2 separate regions of the Mus musculus genome follow, and region 2 is linked to region 1. A link is a loop called in an ENCODE intact Hi-C map of the cell type or tissue named here. Cell type or tissue: gastrocnemius. All regions are shown on one strand. Each heading gives the region's core, and the rest is flanking DNA. Links, peaks and the distances in the headings are about the cores only.

Region 1 (10,851 bases), core at 4,063-8,062:
AATAGTTGAGAAGTATAGATCACTCTCATACGATACGGTGGTGCACACCTTTAATCTTATTAGCATTTGGCTGATGGCAGCAGGTAGCTGTGTAAAGCCAGCTTTAGCAACACAACAAGTGTGAGGGCAGCCTGGGCTACATGAAACCCTATCTTAAGACAAAAAAAAAAAAAAAAAAAAAAAAAAAAGGTCAAGTCCTTTATATATGTCCACTCCTGCCTGGAAAAGGTTGCCATAAGGAAAGTAGATGAGCCAGGTGCATCCACAAACACCCTTAATCCCAGCATCTGGGAGACAGAGGCAGGAGGATCACTGTGTCCCAGGCTGACTAGAACTACACACAAGGCCCTGTGTCTCAAAGACCAGCAAAAGGTGGCAGACTCCAGGTTGTCCCTCTGTCTCCTGTACTTGTCTTTCTGTTTAACGATGGTGAAAGGCCCTTGGGTCAGGAGTGACATTTCGTTGAGCCGGTTTTGTATAAATGTATTAGAGAAGTGGTCTTTGGAAGGAAGCGAGAGCTCCGCAGCTGTTTATCATTTGCCTCTAACATGCAGGAGTCATCATGGGAGCTGTCACTTAGACCCGGTAGGGAGCCTCGCTGACTGTTGACTGTACAGTTGAGTTTGGTACCGTGGTACAGCAGGGTGCCATGGCGCTTGCACTGTTCTCTGCAGCCTCACAGCAGCCTGACCAGCCAGTAGCTTGCCCTGTACAAGTGTCCAGTAGTAAAATTCTAAATGTAAGTAGAAATTTCTCTGCTTTTTAAAATAGTAGACTCAGATTACAGGCATTTTTACTAAGTCATTACTGTGCAGTAATAAATGTTCTCTACAGTGAGTTTTATTAATAGAATGTTTTATATTAGACAATAAATCTTTGCAATTTAAATTTTTACTCATTTATTCCAGTTGTTTTATGTGTAGTAGACTACTGCCTCAGAGGTGTGCAGGCTAAGAAGTGCCCAGTGAGCACCAAGCAAGCCGACCCTGCTTTCCATGTAGAGTATGAATCCAATGCTGAGATGGCCCATAGTTTGCAGTAAGCCTCTCTGGGTGCTAAGGTCCTGGTTGGAGACATAATCAATCATTATCGAATTACAGTGGTGATTGTCTTCTTAATATGGAGGATGGCTTGAGGGGATTTGTACAGACATCATTGTAGGCAAACTAACATTCATAAAAACCTTTGTAAAGTTTTTATATCCTGATGAAGATAATGTGAAATTAGGCCTATTTCATGTATAGCACTTGGATACAGTTAACTTATAAATTGCTGATAGCTTATTGTTAATCTATGGCCACACAAGACTTCTCACAAGCTTTTAAAGCTCCAATAAAAATACCTATTTTCTCTACTGTTGTGGACAGAGAAGTTGGCAACTCCTCTGGGCCTTGAGTTTACCTGCCAAGCACAGTTTGATCTGACTACATAAGTCAGATCCTTCACAGGTTAAAGTGTGAACTACCTTGTGCCTGGTGTGTGTGTGTGTGTGTGTGTGTGTGTGTGTGTGTGTGTGTGCGTGCTTGCACATGTGTGTCTGGCTGGAAGCTGGTGTGTGTGTGTGTGTGTGTGTGTGTGTGTGTGTGTGTGTGTGTGTGTGCTTGCACATGTGTGTCTGTGTGTGTGTGTGTGTGTGTGTGTGTGTGTGTGTGTGTGCTTGCACATGTGTGTCTGGAAGCCAGAGGTGAGCCCTCTGGAGCCATTCACCTTTCATTTTTAAGACAGGTTCTCTCACTGGCCTAGAACATGCCAAAGTAGGGTAAGCTGGCAGGCCAGCAAGGCTCAGAGATTGTCCTGGGCTTGAAATCGTGTCTTTCAGGATTGAGTATCTGCTAGTTTTTAATCTTTTGTTTAAAAAAAAAAAGTTATAAGGCATAGAGTCCTTTGTACCTGTAAGCTGTAATACATTACTATAATAGTTCCACATTTGTTGGGCTTTGTGGTAAGTGTGCTGAGCTGCAGACGCTGGCCTGTCACCTCCCTCAGCTCTTTCATTACCTTTCAGTCATTATCAGAATGAGGCTAAGAGGCAAGTGATTGATGTACACGAAAATAGAGTAATATTTAACAAAGTCTGGAAGAGGAAACATAGTGGTCAATATGTTGAGTGGGACAAACAGAAACAAAACAAACATCGTGAAGTCCTTCAGTTTCCAGAACGGTTTTATTACAGTTCCATGCTGTGTGGACACATGATGAGAGAGAGTCGTCGAGCCTGAAGCATGCACTTGTGGTGTTCTGTAGAATACCATCAAGTCTTCACATACTTAGAAAAATACCCACCAAAACAATTATGGTTCTTCAGAAAGATTTTTTAAAAATGTATTGGCCAGATCAAAGTCTAAGAGAATAAACAAGAATCTGAAGTGTATGTCAAAAAAACTGTACAAGGTTGTACATAAAAGTCTAGCCTAGGAAAGCCTTGTATAGTGAGCTGGAGGGCTGCAAAGGCTTCCCTTTGCTTACCCATGTCTGCTGAGGACATCCATGAAACAGCTGACTCAAGGAAAGGGGTGTGCTCACGGCTCCCACGTGTGCAGAAAACACCCAGGCCACCTCTCACAACCAATAGCAGTCAGCTTGAAACTTGTCAGCTCAGGGCATCTTGTCATGGTGCATAGGATAATTGTTCCTGTCAAGTCAGTTTTCATCTTCATCACAGCCAGGCTGAAAGGTCAGTCTGAGAGGTCAGACGTGCTGCATTCATTTTTGCCGCCTTTTTATCCCAATAAACTATTGCATTAGAATGTAGGTGTTTCGGGGCTTCCTTCTGGTTTTTTGGGAGTTAGTTTAACTACAGGCAGTAAAATTGAGTGACAAAGACAAACATTTTTAGATGTTTCTGTGACTAACTCTGCCTTGAAAAATGAACCTAAAAATCAGAAAGTAGTTGTGGGAGAGATTACAAGGGCAGTGTCACAGCCAGCTGCTCTTCTTTCCCTTGCCACACAACAAGGTTGTCCCGCTGTTTGGCGCTCTGTTCCTGGGAGCTGTCCTTGAACACAGGCAGTTGCAGGCACTTTGCCCGGTGGCTTTAGTTTAACAGATTGCTCCTTGGAACATTTAAATGCACACTGCCCTGAGGCTGACAACAGGTAGCAGCTCGTGAGGACATGTGGAGGCCCCATAACTCACTTTGAACTCCAGTCATAGGATTCTTGAAGAAAGCCATTGAGTTCAGAATTTGAAGTTTACACTCGGTTTTAGTTTCCGGGTCCTGACCGCTAAAGGACACTAAGCTTTTCCAAGAAAACGACTTTTCATTAATAATACTGGTTTAAGGGTGGAGTGAGGTTTTGCCCTCCATATGGCCCTAGGTTTCCTGGCAAAGACTCCATAAGCAGACGGTTGACTTGGAGCTCTGCCGCAGTCACAGCCAGAGGGTGGCATGCTGAGCTCTCGGGGCTAGCAATCCAGCTGAAGCCGGTCCTCTGTCCTGAGTTGGCATGGTGACTGCACTAAGATCAATGACTTGAAACTGTGTTTCCTTCTCCATGGTCTGCAAGCAGAAGCTGCGCTGCAGTCGCCACAGGCAGGCGGGCTGTGCTTCAGGGCCTGGGTGACACGGCGGCACGGGTGACACTGACACGGCGGCACGACACTGTGCTGGAACGCTTTCCCTTCACGACAGGCTCGATCCACGAGGTCCTGGTTTCCCCCAGCACCTCCTGATGCCGTGACGTAGTACCTAAAGACAAGCCCCTGGGAAACAGTCCACCATCATGTTTGCCTTCATGTGAGACAGCAGAACACATTAACAACAAGGAGCCACTAGGAACCGAGGCTGTCTGGGACGTCTCAGCACTGCTGCGTTTTTTTGGGAGCAGATGATCTCTTGTGCCTTTTGCTTGCCTCAGAAAAGGCTTAAATGTCAGCAACTGCATGGACCCGAGCTCCTCAGCGTGCTTGTTAGAAGGAAACCTGTCGGCAGATGCTTTAAGAAAAGTGACGCCAACATCCCAAAGCGGATTATATTCCCTTATTGCCAGAATTTGAGTGCTTCTAAAGCATTTGCATATAACAACTTAAATCTCATCTCACATGTGAACCAGAAAAAAAAACAAAAAAACCCCCACCAAACCATCGAGATCCCTATAGGAAACAATACAAATAGAATATAAAAAACTCATTAAGATTGCATATCTGATGCCAAAATGTTGAGGTAATATCAACTGCTTAAAAAAAACCCACCCATCTTTGCTTGTTATTGCTGAGGAGACAGTAATACTGGCTGAGTTGCCTGCTGTACCAAAAAGTGGGAGGAACTCCATAAACGGTTTCTAGAGCTGAGGCATAATGTCCAAAGCAAGCAGAAGAGTCGGCAAATGGAGAAAAGTAGAAAACTGCAGTCAGCATTGTTCTTAGGATCCTGAGTGAGGGAGTCAGTCAACCCAGGGCTTTGCCCATCACTTCAGCCCAGTCATGCCTGCTGCCCGGTGAGTTTTCAAAACCCACTCAGATTCCATCTCCAGGTAAATCCTTCAAAATCAAAACTCCACAAGTTGCAGTTCCTCCTGAAGCTGCTGGGTAAAGTGCAGAGAAGAGCACCATAGAAGCCTGGCCGGCCTGGCTCGGCTAGATCCGGATCTGATAGCCCACTTCGTTCAGAGTGCCGAGGTCAGCCACCTTCTTCTCGGTCAGAGCAGGCCTAAGGGGAAAGGCAGAAGGATGCTAGAGAGGGACCACCATAGAGGAACGAAGCTCTGCAAGGGCCTGCAGTGTGGCTAGCTAACCCTTCCAGGACCTGCCTGCAAGGGCCTGCAGTGTGGTTAGCTAACCCTTCCAGGACCTGCCTGCAAGGGCCTGCAGTGTGGCTAGCTAACCCTCCCAGGACCTGCCTGCTCCCCGCACCGCACTCTAGGCTCCCGAGTGAGTCTCCATCGACCTTGACAGGTTCTAAGGAAAGGCTTTCAGTGAAGAAATTTAAAAGCATCTCTGGGATCGAAGGAGTCTCTAAGCCTGAACTTAGTCACACTAACGTTGTAAAACTAAAACAAAACACCTTGAAAACAGCAAAATTAAGCAGGCTCTTGCTTTTTTGAGACAGGGTTTCACTGTTTCCCAGGGTGGCCTTGAACTTTGCATCCTCCCGCCTGAGTCTCCCATGTTCGGATATTATAGGTGCATAGCACTAAGTTCAGGGCTACAATTTTTGAAACCCAGTACCTCTCAGGCCCTAACAAGTTACATATAATACAGGACTAAGCCAAATTCTTTTGGCAACAGTGAGCCCAGGGGTCACGAGACTAGGTTTTGGTGGGCATTCAGTTACCCCTGAGAGATGTTCACACTGTAGGCTTGAATGTGTAGAATCAAGGTGTGTTGCCCACTGTGATGGCACACGCCTTAATCCCAGCACTCAGGAGGCAGAAGCAGGTTGAGCTCTGAGTTTGAGGCCAGCCTTATCTACAGAGTATGTTCTAAGACAGCCACAGCTATGTAGAGAAATCCTGCCTCAAAAATAAATAAATAAATAAAAATGGAGGTGTGCCTTTCAGAAATCGCTGAAACCTCACGCCCCAGCATAAAACCACCCAGAGCAAAGCATCTTTGCTAAGAAACTCCTAAAGCACGTGCCAGCAAGTTGCCTAAGCACTGTAGGGCACCAGTGAAGGCACTGGCAGCTTTCCAGGATGACACTGTGTAAGCCTCTGACAGCTTCCAATATCTGATGAACCCCTTATCAGCGTGGGTCAACATGAGCGAGACTGTAAGTGGGATTTAGGATGCTGGTGAGTTCTACTTCAGGAGTTCTGTCATCTTCACAAGAGCATCAAAGATGTCTTTAAATGACATCCAATGACACTATCTTAAGTGCTAAAAAGTGAAAATTCAGGTATAAGAAAGTTCTTAAACCTTTGAAAGATTTCTCTCTAGCGAATTGTTTCCTCTTGACAGGAAAGTAGTCCAGCTCTCTCAACTGCAAATGAACAGCAGACTTCGTAGCTCAGCAACCTGTCTAAGAAGGGCTTGACCACCCTAAAACACTTTACTCTCCTGTGGTAGGCAAGCACTGGGCCACTGAGCTCTCCCCAGCTCCCTTTTCATTTTATATTGGAGATGAAATCTCAGTTACCAGGCAGCCTTGAACTTGGAATCCTCCTGCCTCTCAAGTAGCCACTAAGAGATTCTGACATCTTGATCTATGATCATTCTCTATGAAACAACTTCACAGTGGTCACTAAAACTTGCTACTTGACCCCACTAAAGAACTTGTATCGTAGTCTCCTGTGGGTGGTGGCACCACGTTTGTGTGTCTTCTCATGGTTCCTGGGATGCCCACAGTGATGTATGGATGTATGTGGATGCACACACACTTCGCTCAGCCGTGTCAGTGAGCTCAAGGCCTTGAGGGTGATGGTGCTGTGGTCCAATCATGCCCTAGATAGAGATCAGCTACTTTAAACAGGACCACTGCCTACAAACCTGGAGTGGCTTCTAGGACCCACCTTGGGGACCCTTTGTAGGTTAATAGCCAAAAGGAAAGTGAAAGCAAAAGAAGAAAAGGAAACAAGGCAGGAAAGAAGAAAAAGTCAGCCTTTAGAGAAGCCGACTCCAGTGAAGAGCTGGCCTTCCCTTTTATTTTCCTGTAGATGTTCTTGTGAGGATGTGTGTGGAGGTATGTGTCCAAGTGTGTCCATTGCATGTGGAGGCCAGCGGCCGGCCTGTTATCTTCCTTACTTCACCTAAGTTAATTTTATTTTCTTGAGATGGAATCTCTCACTCGACTTTCAGCTTGTAGAATGAGGCTTCCAGAAAGCCTCACATCACCCTGTCTCCCTCGCCCCACATAGTGGGCTTACCGTGTGTGTGCTGCCATACCTGGCTTGTTACGTGGTTCCAGGATCTGAACTCAGGGACCTCAAGCTTGTGTAACAAGCAGTCAACTGAGCCCTTCTTTTCTACTGATTGCCTCAATATAGTCTAAACTGACTCAAGTGATCTTCCTGGCTCCCACCTCTCAAGTAACTGGAAAAATGGACGCACTAGCAGTCAGGTTCCCCTGGATTCTCTAACCTGCTCTCGAGCTAACCCCACTCAAAAGGCTCTGTGGACAACCATCAGAAAAGAGCTACAGGGAATTGACTCCCAGAGTTGGGAAGACGTTGGTTTAAGTTGACAGCGGCTTTGAAAACAGACCCCAATCTCCTTGCCCACGTTCCTCTAAGAACTCCTGGTGGGTAGAGTTGAGAGGTAAAAAACTTGACTGTTCTTTGTAGAAGGTGCTCCTGACATTAGGGGGAGGGAGACTACAGCTCAGTCATTAAAGGCACTTGTCACCAAGCATGACCCACATGGAAGGTAAGAACATACAGGTTGTCCTCTGCCCCTCACATGTATGGTGTTCTTACACACATAAATGTAGTGATAATAATAAGATCAAAACACTCCGAGGGAGCAGAGACACGCCCCTGGGAGAGGGGAAGGCTGTCTCCCTTTAGAAACTTGATCTTAATTGAGGCTGGTGAAGTCACTCTTACCATTCCACTCAGCTGAATGTTGTGTCAACCCAGTGACACAGATGTTCCTAAAGGGATTATTTAGGCAAGTGCAAAGACAGAGAGGAATGTGGAGCTAGAAGTGGCTCCAGATGTGAGCAGAGGGTAGCGTAAGCCCCTAGAACCATATATGGGACCCAGCTGACAGCCTCGAGCCAACTGTGGTTATTTTCCTCCCTGAGCACTCAGCAGATTTAGAAACAGCTTGCTGGCCTTAGGTAAAGAGATAACAGCATGACAATGGCATCCAAGAGACTTTCCTGATGCAGACCAGCTCATTGAACCCAGTGTCTGAAGCCACCGGGGCATGATCAAAGTTGTCTCTTTTAAAAAGCAAGACTAGCTGGCTGGACCAAAGCCTGCCTGAAGGAGGCTATGGGCAGAAGAGCCTTTTGTTGACCTATGTCTGGGAGCCAGCAGTGCTGGTCTAGCTTCTGATGCTGGTCTAGCTTGTGTTATGGCAAATATATGCGTCAGCAGGAGTCAGCTTGGAGTGTCCATGTCTCCTGTGGTTCCTGCTCTCCAGTTTTTCTTTTACTTGTGTTTTCTGTCATCCTTCCCTCTCCTGCATGGCAGCATGAGTCCTTTCTTCCCTAATCCTGTCCCATAGGAAGCAGGGTATATGAGGAACCGGGGAGACTGTCCCCTACCCGCTCACCTCAGTCCACTTTAAACAGAAGCCTCCTAGATACCCTTTGAGGCCCCTCCTAATCTCAAATGCAGATAGAGAGCAAAGTGGCCAGGATTCCTGATTTGGAGAAGAGCGTGGTAATGAGCTCTGCAGCACTCTCCTCGCGTCCCCACAAGTGCAGGGCTCTGGATGGCCACACTGTTCCAAGGCTACCTGACTTACAGGTCGATCCCTTCTCCACACTCCCCACTGGAAAGAGTTAATGAGGGGCTCCTGGGAACCTGCTCAGCCAGGGAAAAGGGCTATGGAGATGGGCCTGAGTCTGAGGGCCTAGGGAGTTGAGTACAGCCACCCCACCTTTTTTTTTGAGTTTAAAATATATTGGCCTATGACTGCCCCGCAGGAGCTACAATAGACCTGGGGGGGGGGCAGTAATGGGAAGGGGATGGAAGGGAAACCACTTGGGGACCCAGATCCTCCTGGTCCTTCTTTCCACTCCCAGGACACTCTAGTGTGAGGAGGGGTGGGGCCCTGGCACCCACAGCTTCGAACTCACAACTGTCTAACAGCTGTCTTCCTTGGATGCAGAAGAAGGTGCTGGTGTGGCCGATTGTCTTGGCTGCATGACAAAGTGGTAGAGATTAGGGTCTGGGGCAAGGAAAGTCAATCTCTTTCTGCCTCCCTGGAGAGAGACTCAGAGGCACCTCCCAGGCCTGAGCATAGGGACCAGTCATGGTTGCTGGGATTTGAACTCAGGACCTTCGGAAGAGCAGTCAGTGCTCTTACCCGCTGAGCCATCTCTCCAGCCCTGGCTTTCAACACTTTCATCTTGCCATGTTGGTTGTTAGTGTAAACACTTTGCCTTGGTTCATAAAGCCCAGTGGGGGTGGGTCTGCTGCTGAATAGCTTTGGGGAGCTCAAGTTGTGGTCCCCACCCAACAGCAGAACTGAGGGCTTGTCAAAAATAAAAACTCAGATTCCCGTCCCAAAGCTGCTGGTTCAGAAGCTCTAGGGAAGGCTGGTTACCCCCATTCTGATTTGGAGCAAGGCCCCTCTGAGATCCAGGAGCCACCTGTCAGTGAGGCCCCCAGCCTGGGGTTGCAGCCCTCAGTCTGCTACCCTGGCTGTCTTTTCCAGACAGCATGGCTTCCTTCCCCTGGCACAAGGCCACGGGAGTCACAAACCATCAGCCTCTCTGCTTGTTTGTCTACCTGGAGCCTCTCTAGCCCCTCCCTGCCCCTAAGCCCACACTGTAGCAAGCCACCCCTCTGTCCCTGGCTGCCCCAAAACCTTGCTTCCTGAATTCACCACTTTCTTTTTGAACCTTCACCTCTTGGCCCCGGTTATTTCCACCTGGCCGTCAACGACAGTGTAGTTCTCTTCAATTCTGCAAGGAAAAAGCCCAGAGGGAGTACACTATGTTCTAAAAACTACTTCAAGAAATCTACTCTATTTCTGCTCCTCTTCAAAGTAAGGAAACCAGGGCCCAAGGAAATGGTTTGCCCAAAGCCACCATCCTGGTTCACTGGGTCTCAGCTTAGGGCTCACCCTGTGTGCTGTCCTCCTGGCTTCCCCCATCACTCTCCTTTTCACGGGCTTAACCCTGTCATGCCCTGTCACGCTGCTCCAAAGATCCCCAGAGTCCCCAGTATCTTCCACCCCTCCCTCGAACCTCCTCAGGATCAGCCCCTCCCCCAGCCTCACTGCCCATGCTGTTTTTGAGGTGACACTTTTGCCACTGGACCACGAGTCCTCACCTTGACCCCGCCTAGAGCTCCCATCATGGGGGTGAAAAGAACCATGGGGCATAAAAGCAGGAGGGTGACAAAGTGAACCCCCCCTCTTCTTGAAGACCACCCTTCCTGCCTTAGGGGACACTACCTGTCCCCATCCTTTCTCCTCACTCCCAGGCTCTCCCATGCACCAGGTGGGTAGAGAGGTCAGTGGGTTCCCCAGAGCAGGGCTGTTGAGGTTTGGTCTTTTGCTTTGTATGTATGGTTGCCCCCAGGGATGAGAGAATTCCCACGTATACCCAAGTAACACTTAACCCTGCCCCCCAAGTTATCCCCGATTGATGAATAAAGATGCCTACAACCTATAGCTGGGCAGAATTGAGATAGGTGGAGCATTTGGTTCCCAAGCTTGGGGCTAGAGGAAAACCATGAGGAAGAGAACCAGGAGAGAGAAGGAGAGAGGAAGACGCCATGGGGCAAGGGATCGTAAGAACAGTTCACGTGGGCGAGCCACTGGAGTTAAGAGCAGCCCATGTGGAACGAGCCATAACTCGGGGTTACTGATAGGGAGGTAAAATAATATGAATCTCCCTCTTAGCCATCCCTTCCTCATCTCCTAGTTGGTCTCTGCTTTCTCTGGCCTCCCCAGAGCTACTCATTGCTTTCTTCTTTCCTCACCAATGAGTCACTGTTTGAACTGCCACTTCTGGGTAGGAGCCTTCAATTTTAAAGCTGTCATTAAGCCTTGGGTCTCTACTATCAGCACTTTCTAGAACATTCCTCCTGGGAGCCTGAGAAGCACCTCAGAGCCTGCAGTTTCAACTCATACTTTCCCCTGCCTCTACATCAAACCATCATCGTCAGACTCCTGACCATCCTGATTGCCACTCTGCCATGTCCCCTCAGTCACTCACTTTTACTGGTTAAGAACTTGCCAATCCTCTGCCAACACTAACTTTCCATGGGTCCAGGGACTCCAACCAGTGAC
Region 2 (10,851 bases), core at 2,483-6,482, 340 kb after region 1:
TTTTGGTTTGTTTGTTTTGTCAAAGCCAGGTCTTGTCAGCCTTGGTTCTGCAGAGCTGTGCACACTGTTGGTGCTCTATGCTCTGCCCAGGTTCCTGAAACATCGACTCCCTCCCACCTCTTGTACCACCTGTAGAAAAGAACCAACCCCCAAAAGTTGTCCTCTGGTCTCCACATGCACACCATGGCACGTGTGCCCAAGTTGACTGTCTGTGGACATAAAGTAAAAAAAAAAAAAAAATAATAATAATAATAATAATAATAATAATAAATTAATATACATATATATATGGAATATATAAAGTAAATATATATATATGCATGAGGAGATTGAATTACACTTCAGCTGACACTAAGTTTTTCAATGTGGAGAGAGAAATGAGGAGAAGGCTGGGACTTTCAAAGCTTTGATCAGCCCCTTCCGCTTGTGTGAGTGTGAGTGCGTGAGTGCATGCAGCATTGTTGCGGGGAGTAGGGGGGCACCAGTCCTCGGCAGGACATCCCTCATGGCCACCAGGACATTGCCCAGTGCTTCCCACTTCCTCCTAATGAACTAGAGTGCACACCTGTCCTTGGATACCTTGAGCAGCTGCCAGGCACGTGGTAGGACGTGAAGCCACACCACCCAGTCACGTCCCTCATGAATCAGTCAGTGTTGGTGAGGCACCCTGCTGTGTCAGCTTGCTGGTGTCCTTCATCACCTGTGGCCTCATTGAGGACCACAACCATGGGACAACAACCTGCACATTTAAAATAAACCTTATGTGTATTCATGCTTTGCGAGCTTGTATGTATGTGTACCATGTATGTACCAGGTACCCTGGGAATTCAGAAGAAAGCATCAGATCTCCCTGGAACTGGAAGCACTGATGGTATGAGCCACCATATGGGTCCTGGGAACCAGCCAAGGTCCTCTGCAAGAACCACACATGCAAAAGCTGTGGAGCCATCTCTCCAGCTCCATCTTTAATTCTTTTGGCACTGAAAATCTTTACTCCAAGAAAATCTCACCTAAACTTCCATCAAAACCAATGGGAAATCAGCAATCGCAGGTAAGATTGCTTAGCTAACCAATAAAAATACAAAAGGAAGAAGAAAAATGGGACATGCACACACACAAGCATAAAAGAAAGGAAAAACATAGGTTTCTGCCAAGTTACTGCACTATACCGTTCCCACCCCTGGAGCAGAGCCAACTTAAGGCTTGTTTATATAATAATGTACATAATTCACTTTATGTTCCTCCTTCAGGAGATGTTCTCCCTGCTAAGGTAAATGACTCCATGATAATATAAACAACAACAGTCTGGAAGGTGAGGGTGTGTCTAATGTCCTTAGCAAAATGGTAACCACTGTGACCTTTAGGACAGTCCTTAAGTCTGTAGGAAAGAACTCTGAAGAAAACATGAATGAGATATAGATAGATAGATAGATAGATAGATAGATAGATAGATATGATTTCTCAATTATGCAAAATATAAGGATGCAATATGAATTATATGAGGGGCTTCACAAACCTAAAATAACAGAGGCAGCTGCACTCTGAGCCAGCTTGTCAGAAAGATATTAAGGAGATGAAGAAATTTGGGGAGTGGTGATAGCATGGCAAGATCCCACTCAGCTAAGTTTATTGTTTGTGCTTACAAAGGCAGGCAGATTCCTGAGTTCAAGGTCAGCCTGGGACAGAGCTAGTTTAGGCCCAGCGGGGTAGGAATGGTGATCTCAGAGTTGGATCCCACCCAGCTAGTTTATTGTCTATGCTTACAAAGGCAGGAAGATCCCTGAGTTCATTGCTATGTTTTAAAAAAAATAATGTACCTGCTGTCTTTCTAAGAATCAAGGGGATAGGGACATAAAGTGTTGATTCATGGGATAATCAAAAGGGAAACTGGGGTGGACTATTGAATTAATACATAAATAAAAGCCCATACATGGGCTTTGGTCTGCAAGAGATAGCTACCCAGAGAGATCTGCTTGGAGAGCGAACACAGCTCTTTTAGAATTTTTTTTCTAGCAAGAACAGAGCTATCTGGAGAGCTGTCTCAAGCAAAACATGAGGCTGTCAGCTTGCACCCCCACCTCACTGAACTCAGGTCCTCTTGCTTAACCTCTGAACCACCTCTCCAGGTTTCACCGAAGTTGCCCAGGTAAATTTGTACTTGGTAATCCTCCTGCCTCAGGATCCAGAGGAGCCAGGATTACAGGCCTGTACCACCAAGATTATCTTAATTTGGTCACATTCGATGCTACCTAAAATTAGGGAGAGCCCATGGTTAAGGCCAAATACGGATCCCTTTACCCCTTCTTCACCATGGTCGTCATTTTCTTGTCCCTGCGGAGACTTCCTGTGGTTGCTTTCCTTTCTCCTTCCCGCCCCAGCTGTCTCCTTTTGGATGGCAACATCCAGTTTATCTTGATTTTGTTGAATGGATCCTGGTGGCCCAGGGGACCAGTGTTAGGTGGGTGATCAGTAAAAGCCACATCTCCCTGCCTTTACTCTCTCTCCCCAGAAAAGCATTGAGGGCTAAATGGCTTCCTGATATGTGATCCCTGGTGGGATCCAGCATGAGGTCACTTACAAAGGACAGAGGGACATCCTCAGGAGAGGGCATTGCTGACTTTGCTCATGTTTGGGTTCCTTCCTGTGTGGGGTGTCCCCAAGGTCACCTTCTTGGGCCCACGCATGTCCCAGGCTTAACCCACGGCTGCTTATGTTTCATGCCGTGGGCCTGGCCCAGCATCTTTCAGCACAAGCCAATAACCACTGTCACAGCAGTCATGACATGGGTGCCCTAACAAATGGAGTGGCTGTGAGTCTCCAGCTGCCTGGCCTCCACCCAGTGTTATTGATTAAGATGTATAGTGGGTCATCCAATAGACCAGACCAAGAGCCATACAACTGAATAGAAACCAAGCAAGCAGAGAGCCCCACACAGACTGGATTGCCTCACTGCCAGCATGTCAGAGCAGCTCTCCAGAGAGGATGCCTCTGAGCTGTCGTGATAAACAGTCCCTTACTTTACCCTGGCCTGATTTAAGCAGTTGCCTTGCTGTTGTTCTGTTTCCTGTTCCTGCCCGAGCTGTGTTACAAAGCCTCACTAGTAAGTGGAACATCCTCTATTGGAGCACATTGCTGCCTGCTTGATGCAGCATTATTAAAGCCAATTAGGTCTGTGTGCTGGTTGGTATATGCTTGGTCCCAGGAAAGGCACTATTAGGAGGTATGGTCTTGTTGGAGTAGGTGTAGCCTTGTTGGAGGAAATATGTCATTAGGGGGGACCCTCCTCCTAGCTGCCTGGAAGCCAATTTCTCCTGTCTGCCTTCAGAACAAGATATAGAACTCTCAGCATCTCCAGTGCCATGTCTGCCCATGCTTCCTGCCATGATGATAAACAACTGAACCTCAGAACCAATAAGCCAGCCCCAATTAAGTGTTGTCCTTTATAAGAGTTGCCTTGGTCATGGTGTCTGTTTACGGCAATACAATCCTTAACTAAGACAGTCTGTCAAGTACATTTGTTGAAATTTCGTTTTTTAGCCAGTGCCCTGATTGGTGAACTGACCCAAGTGAGAAAGGTAAGGACATAGGTGACATCGTCAGATGACGCATTACAATTGTATCTGATCCAGTGCTTCCTAAACCTGTGTTGCTGTCTGAAAAATGCACATTCATGTACCCGTGCGTCTGGGGCAGTGGTTCTCACCCTTCCTAACCCTGCAGCTCTCTATTCCAGCTCCTCAGGTTGTGGGGACTCCCAAGCATAAAGTTACTTTGTTGTTACTTCATAGCTGTAACTTTGCTACTGTTATAAGTGGTGATGCAAACATCTGTTATGCAGGATATCTGATATGTGACCTCTGTGGAAGGGCCATTCAACCCAAAGGAGTCATGATCCTCAGGTTGAGAACCGCTGTCCTAGTGTGACTAGACAGCCAGTCCCGACAGGTGTGTACTATGGGCAAACAGGACAAAATGAGAACTGTCATGGGTTTTTAAGTCACCACAATTGTGTTTTGTTATTGTTGTCTCTTTTTGACACTAAGGCCAGAGTGTTTCTGGGACGGTGGCTGCTTAATCAACCAAGCCCTGGAAGGAGGAACGACCAGAAGAGAGCCCTGACTCAGGCTGGAATTGAATAAGACCACTGAGGTGTTGGGATTGCATGCTGTTACTACAGCATAATCCACCCAGCCCTGATTAATAGCCCTGAACGAGCCCAGATCTCCAGAATTCCCTTGTGGTCTAAGCTGAGGGGTTTCCCTAAATGCCATTCCTGCCCATGCTTTAGATGGTGTGCTGGGTTTGGGAAGTCTTCTGCCTTTCATGTGGATCTGAGGACCAGTTCTGAGCTGCCTCATACGGGAGACTGCAGTGAGCTGAATGGTACCCTTCAGAAAGGCCTGGACTGTTACATTGCTGGGGGGTTGACGGGGTCTTTGTAAATGTAGTTAACTTAAGGCCGTGAAGCAGAAGATCAGCCTGAATTAGCAATGTGGGCCTTAGTGGCCCAGTGGCAGGTGTACTTTTAAGTGTGAAGCAGGGAGGCCAGGGTTTAACTTAATGGTGGAACAGTTGTTAAGTTTGTTTTTTAAGTTCCAACATTGCTTAATAAACAAGGTACTGAAAATGAAGATAGCTAATGGGGTTAAGATAAGAGTGGTATGGATCAAGTAGGAAGACAACTAAGGAAGATAGTGGAGCCAGCACCGTGTGTATGGAGGGAAAAGGGGGGGGCGCAGAGCCAAGCCTCTCATCCCTGCCAGTGATGTGTTGGGTGTTTCTGGAGTCACCTGAGCACCCCACTCTCTACCGCCCTCCAGCGGCCAGATGTCTAAGGATGACCCAGTCAACACCAGGAGCATGGGAAAGCAGCTCTCTAGGAAGGTACAGCGCCCCATGGGGCACCACAGAGCCTCACAATAGCGCCCCCTGGTGGTCATAGATGGACAGAAAGCAACAGGGGTGAAAAGCGGGGTTTTTTACCTGGAACTGGGGAGGCTCTCATTCTGAGGACGTGCAGCAGAACAAGGGCAAACTGTCAGGACAGAGTGTGGCCTGTGTAGCAGCAGCCAGTGGGAAGCCCTCTGGGGTCAAGCAATGGTGTTAAATATTGGACGGTGATGCTGCCAGTCCTCCTGGAGCAAAGCCTTCACAGCGTGGGACCTGGACTGGAGCAAGCAGGACTGGTGGTAGGGAACACAGGCCTTGCCTGAACTGTAGCAGTGGGAAGGGGAGGACACACCCACTCTGTGGTTTGTTCTTTCTTCATAACTATCAGTTATGCTGGGACCATGAGACTGTGCCCTGGTCCCAGGCTGCCCCTTGCGAACCACGTGGGAAGAAGCTACTGACCTGCCCAAGTAATACTACCCCAAATCTTGATGGTCATTTGCAGAGATCTGGGATGACCTGGACAGTGTTACACTGAGTTTACAGCATCCTGCGAGAGACCTGAGGAATGCAGCAAGCCAGGGATTTGCCCTGAGATGACCTATGCCATCCACTCACCCAACCACAGTGCTCTCTCTCCCCACACCTGCAGGAGGTGCCAGGGTACCAGCCAGGATGGAGGTCAGGGGTAAAGGATGATGGACTGGCTGGGAAGACTGTCCTTCACACTGACAGTTGACAAACCCAGAAAGCATGTGTGTTAGCAGAAATAGGAGGCAGACCATGATGTGTCTCACTTAAGGGCACTGTGCAGCCAGGAGACCCTTTGACTTCGGGGGTGGAGGGAGTGTTTGCAATTTCACCTTGCTGTCTGAGGTGTGGAGTCCTCGATGCTCTAGGATACCGTCATGGTGGGAAGACCTATGGGTGAGGCAGGAGGCAGCTCGCAGCAGAATGACACGTCCCCTTTTTTGTTCAGTCTAGGACCTCAACCCATGGAAGGTGCCACCCAAATTCAGGATCTCTTCGGTCCACTCTTAACTCTGGAGATACCTCCATAGACACACCCAAAGGGTCATCTCCTAGGTGATTCTAAATCTAGCAAAGCTGACAATACAAACTCACCTTGGTCACCTTGATACCAAACACTTCTTTACATCTGAGCAGCTTCTTGCTAGTTTGCACTCTGGGCCTTAAACTGCATCCATCATAATTACCAAGGACTAGCCAGGCATGGTGGTGTATGTCTTTTATCCCAGAACCCAGGAAGCAGAGGGAGGCAGATCTTCAAGTTCAAGGCTAGCTTGGTCTACAGAGTGAGTTCCAGGGCATCCAGGGCTACATAGAAAAACCTTGTCTTGAAAAACAAAACCAAATAACAACAACAAAAACCCGCTAAGGACTAATACTATTCTGTATGGTAATGCTATTATCAGTACCTTTTGTTGTTGGGATAAAAAGGACCACAAGGGCAACTTATAGAAGGAAGGGTTGTTTAAGCATATGATCCTGGAGGGCTGGAGTCCATCCTGGCAGGGAGCGGTGGCAGAAGCAGCAGACATGGCAGCAGGATCAGGAAGTGGAGAAATCGCATCTTCAACAGTAACTACAAAGCAAGAAGAGCACACTGCGAGTGAGGTTAGAAACTCCCAACACCCACTCTCTCTCACTAATGGACATCCACCAGAAAGCCTACAGGTTCCAGAGCCTCCCCAAACAGTCAAGCAACTGGGGACCAAGCATCTAAATACCTGAGCCTATGGAGGACATTTCTCCCTCAGACCACCACATTCCACATACATACCACATACCACACACACACTAATACATGCATGCATGCACATGCACACACAAAGGCACACACACACATACATGACCACATTAACAGTTACAATAAGGAATATACTGGGTAGTTCATTTATTATAACTCTTCCTTAGGAATAAAGCCAGAATGCTAGAATGTGTGACATCCTCATTGGTCGTTATGTGGAACCAGCTATCCACAGACTCTCAGGGATGGTGTGGTAAATCCTGAGGCTCTGAGCAAAGGGTCTTCTCATATTTGGTTGAGACTCGTTTAGCCTTTAAGACACCTTCAGGGCTGGTGAGATGGCTCAGTGGGTAAGAGTACCCGACTACTCTTCCAAAGGTCCAGTGTTCAAGTCCCAGCAACCACATGGTGGCTCACAACCATCCGTAACAAGATCTGACGTCCTCTTCTGGTGTGTCTGAAGACAGCTACAGTGTACTTACATATAATAAATAAATAAATCTTAAAAAAAAAAAAAAAAGACACCTTCAGGGGCCAGGGAGCACAAGAAGGGAGGCCGCTGACTCTGTGCTGACTGCCATCCTAGGGACCTAGAGTCGCAGTATCCCAGGCATCAGGTAATATCAAGACCAGACTTGGGCAGTGTCCAGCAGTATGACAGGCCAGGGGCAGGCAGGTGGCACTATGTATGTACAGGAAACATCTTGGCAAGCTGGAACAGTGTCTGTGGTGGTGCAGGTCTGTAATCCCAGCACTCCATAACCAGAGGCCAGCTCGAGCTACATAGTAGCTTTGAAACCAGCCTGGCTACACAGTGAGTAGCAAAAAGCCAGAAAACTAGAGGCTGGGGAGCTGGCTTGTCAGCCAGAACCATCTCGCTCTTGAAGAGGACAGATCCATTCCCAGCACCCATGGCAGGTGGCTCACAGCCAACTGTAACCAGTTTTCTAGGGTGTCTGATGCTCCTGGCTTCTGCAATCACCTGCACACATGTGCACATACCCCTACACATACACATAATTAAAGAAATAATAAGTCAGCCAGGTATAGTGGCCCATGTTTTTAATCCTAGCACTCAGGAGCAGAGGTAGGCAGATCTCTGTGAGTTTGAGGCCAGCCTGGTCTACATAGTGAGTTCCAGGACAGAACAGTCTAATGATCTTCTTCTTCCTCTTCCTCTTCCTCATCCTCTTCCTTCCCTCCCCCTCCTCTCCTCCTCCCCCTCCTCTCCTCCTCTTCCTCATCCTCTTCCTCCCCTCCCCCTCCTCTCCTCCTCCCCCTCCTCTCCTCCTCTTCCTCCTCCCCCTCCTCTCCTCCTCCTCCTCCTCTTTTTCCTCCTCCTCCTCCTCTTCCTCTTCCTCCTCCTTTTACTTCTTCATCCTTTTTTTATAAAGGCCAACACTAAAGAAATTAATAAATAAAAAGTGTCTGCTAGGGGCAGTTCTTCCTTTTTATAGTTCTTAAATGACCAAGATTTTTTACATTACAAAAAGCTTTCTGCTTATAATTAGACCAAATGATCATGTTATTCCACCACAGGGAAACCAGGTTTGGCCCTACACCCAGCAGCTGCTGCTACTATAGGGGCCTTTGGCCTCATGAGACCAGAGCCCCTTTCCCCATGCTAATCTCACAAGATTGCATCCAGCCCTCTCAGCTCAGGCCTGTTTCTGGCAACCACATCTGCCCTCCCTTGTCCTTCCAGGGTTTTCCAGAAATTCTTTGCCACTGTTCCTTGGCAGGAGACTACGGCATCACATGGCCAGTGACTGGTGCCTTCTGACTCACGGAATGGAAAGAAACCACACAGAGAAGCACACAGGGCCTCTGTTGCCAGCCAGGGTGACCACATGGAACGGGAGGTGATTCATCTGAGCCTGCCTGGCATTGGCACTCGAATACACTTGCCTGGAGCTGGGCAGTCAGCCCTTAAGTGATGCGTGGGGTATCCCCCTCCCAGGGCAGAGCAGCCCCTCCTAGGAGGAATAAGTGGCTCTCTGCCTCTGTCCCAAGTGGCTGACAGATGACCAAGGAGGTTGTAGGACAGCTCTGGGGACAGAGGTAATTAGATCAAGAATCAGGGTTGGGGACTTCAGAGAAGAGGTAGACAGGTGGAAGCTGAGTGTGGCTGGGGTCCTTTGCTCCAAATTCTTCATCACACCTGGTGTCTCCAACACAGAGGAGACACAGCTCACCATTCCAGAAGGAATATAATCAGTTGCTCACATAGTCCTTTTCAAGGCCAAGTGCAGAGGGGGCAGGGCACCAAGGGCAAGCGCAACTCTACGTCATTCCCCACTGGGCACCATATGACAGTCCCATTTTATGTATGAGGAAATTTTAACCAGAAATATAAAGCAGGTTGCCGCAGGTGACTGCCACCAGTGACAACTCTAACCACGTTGTGTGGTCCAGCTCTGCTGTGAGCTGCTGATGGATACAACATCCCATGCAAGCTCCACATTTCCCTTCACATACATGGTCTGACATCATCCTCAGAGCAGCACTGTAGGGAGGATGTTAGTGTTCACACAAAATGAGATCAGAAAGAACAGCAAGGCACAGGGTGTGTGATGGACAGGGTGTGTGATGGACAGGGTGTGTGATGGACAGGGTGTGTGGACAGGGTGTGTGATGGACAGGGTGTGTGATGGTTTGTATATTCTTGGGCCAGGGAGTGGCACCATTTGGAGGTGTGGCCTTGTTGGAATAGGTGTGACCTGGTTGGAGTAGGTGTGTCACTGTGGGTACGGGCTTAAGACTCTCACTCTAGTTGCCTGGAAGTCAGTCTTCCACTAGCAGCCTTTGGATGAAGATGTAGAACTCTCAGCTCTGCCTGGACCATGCCAGCCTGGATACTGCCCTGCTCCCACCTTGATGATGATGGACTGAACCCCTGAACTTGTAAGCCAGTCCCAATTAAATGTTTTTTTATAAGACTTGCCTTGGTCATGGTGTCTGTTCATAGCAATAAAACCCTAACTAAGACAGTGTGGTAGCTAGTGTTTCAATTGTGAGCCTAGCCTTTAAAGGCTGAGCTATCTCTCAGCCCCTATGGTGGCTAGTGTTCAAGTTGTGAGCCTAGCCTTTAACTGCTAAGCTATCTCTGATACCTGTGATACTTTTTAATTGTACAAATGATACAAGGTAGACTAGACTGGCAACAGTCTCAGTGAAAGATTCTTTAGATCAGATTGGCCTTGGTGGTGGTGGGACTGTCTTGATTACCTTAATGGCGGTGGAAAGACCGACCTACTGTGGCAACACTAGGCACAGTAGGCAGGGCCCTGGACAATGTAAGAGTGGAGGAAGAGAGCTGAGCAGTAAATATGTATGGATTCCTTTTCTTCACAGCTGTGGCTGGCTGCTTCGGCTTCCTGCCTTGGCCTCGTCACTGTCATGGTCTGTAACCTGGAGTTGTAAACTAAAACAAGCTCTCCCCGGAGTTGTTTGTCAGAGTACTTAACCCCAGCAACAGAAATGCAACACGTACAGAGAGCTCGAATGCTCTGGAGTTACAAAGTGAGTGCTGTGGAACCTCAGCCAGGACCTTCCTAAGCTGGAGCACCGTGGTTTGGGATGTTCCCTGCTGCCTATGGGGAAACCTGGCATGTGCTGAGCTGTAGGGAAGAGCTCTGACAAGGTTAAGGGGATTCAGAAAAGGTCAGCCAAGCCACATGCACAGGAAGATGGGTGAGCTAGAGGGGTAGATGAGGCCCAGACTTCTCCGTGAAGTCATGGAGGCGGTGCAAGCTTGCTTCAGAGAGCCTAACCCTAACCCTCCTCCCTCCTCCCTCTACCCTCCTCCCTCCTGCCTCTTCCCTCCTCCCTCTTCCCTTCCCCTTTCTTTCTCCTCTCTCCTCCTTTCCTCCTCCCTCTCCTCTCCCTCCTCCCTCCTCCCTCTCATCTCCCTCTTCCCTCCTCCCTCTTCTCTCCTTCCTCCCTCTTTCCTCTTCCTTCTTCCCTCCTCTCTTCTTTCTCCTCCCTCTTCCCTCCTCTCCCTCCCTCCCTCCCTCCCTCCTCCCTCTCCTGTCCTTCTCCTCTCTCCTCATTCTTCTCCTTTCCCTCTCCCTCCTCCCTTTGTTCTCCTCTTCTCACTCAACCCCCATCCCTTCTGCAACCAGGTCTCATGAAGTTTGGCCTATAACTTATTAGGCCATAAAAGATGACCTCAAACTCTTAACCCTCAG

The links. Peaks named below come from ENCODE experiments on the same cell type or tissue, not always from the same donor. Only the 100,000 strongest peaks of a DNase experiment are listed, where the experiment ranks them.
Region 2: a loop joins it to region 1, with 2.1 times the contacts of the local background. A loop is called at or near these places in 13 of 42 quality-filtered maps.

Annotation. Positions count from the first base shown.
Region 1 is chr1:190,945,609-190,956,459 of GRCm38, forward strand. Vash2 (vasohibin 2) reads right to left here. Exons shown (of 8, transcript NM_144879.2): 8 at 2,038-4,648. The coding sequence ends at 4,576. Angel2 (angel homolog 2) reads left to right here. Exons shown (of 9, transcript NM_021421.4): 9 at 1-883. Among named protein-coding and RNA genes, the nearest start is that of Angel2, 23 kb to the left of the region's middle. In gastrocnemius, for the core only: no CTCF peak of the experiment used is centred there; a DNase peak (open chromatin) is centred at 5,615.
Region 2 is chr1:191,284,092-191,294,942 of GRCm38, forward strand. No RefSeq gene overlaps it. Among named protein-coding and RNA genes, the nearest start is that of Nenf, 29 kb to the right of the region's middle. In gastrocnemius, for the core only: a CTCF peak has its summit at 4,914 (motif pointing left); a DNase peak (open chromatin) is centred at 4,838.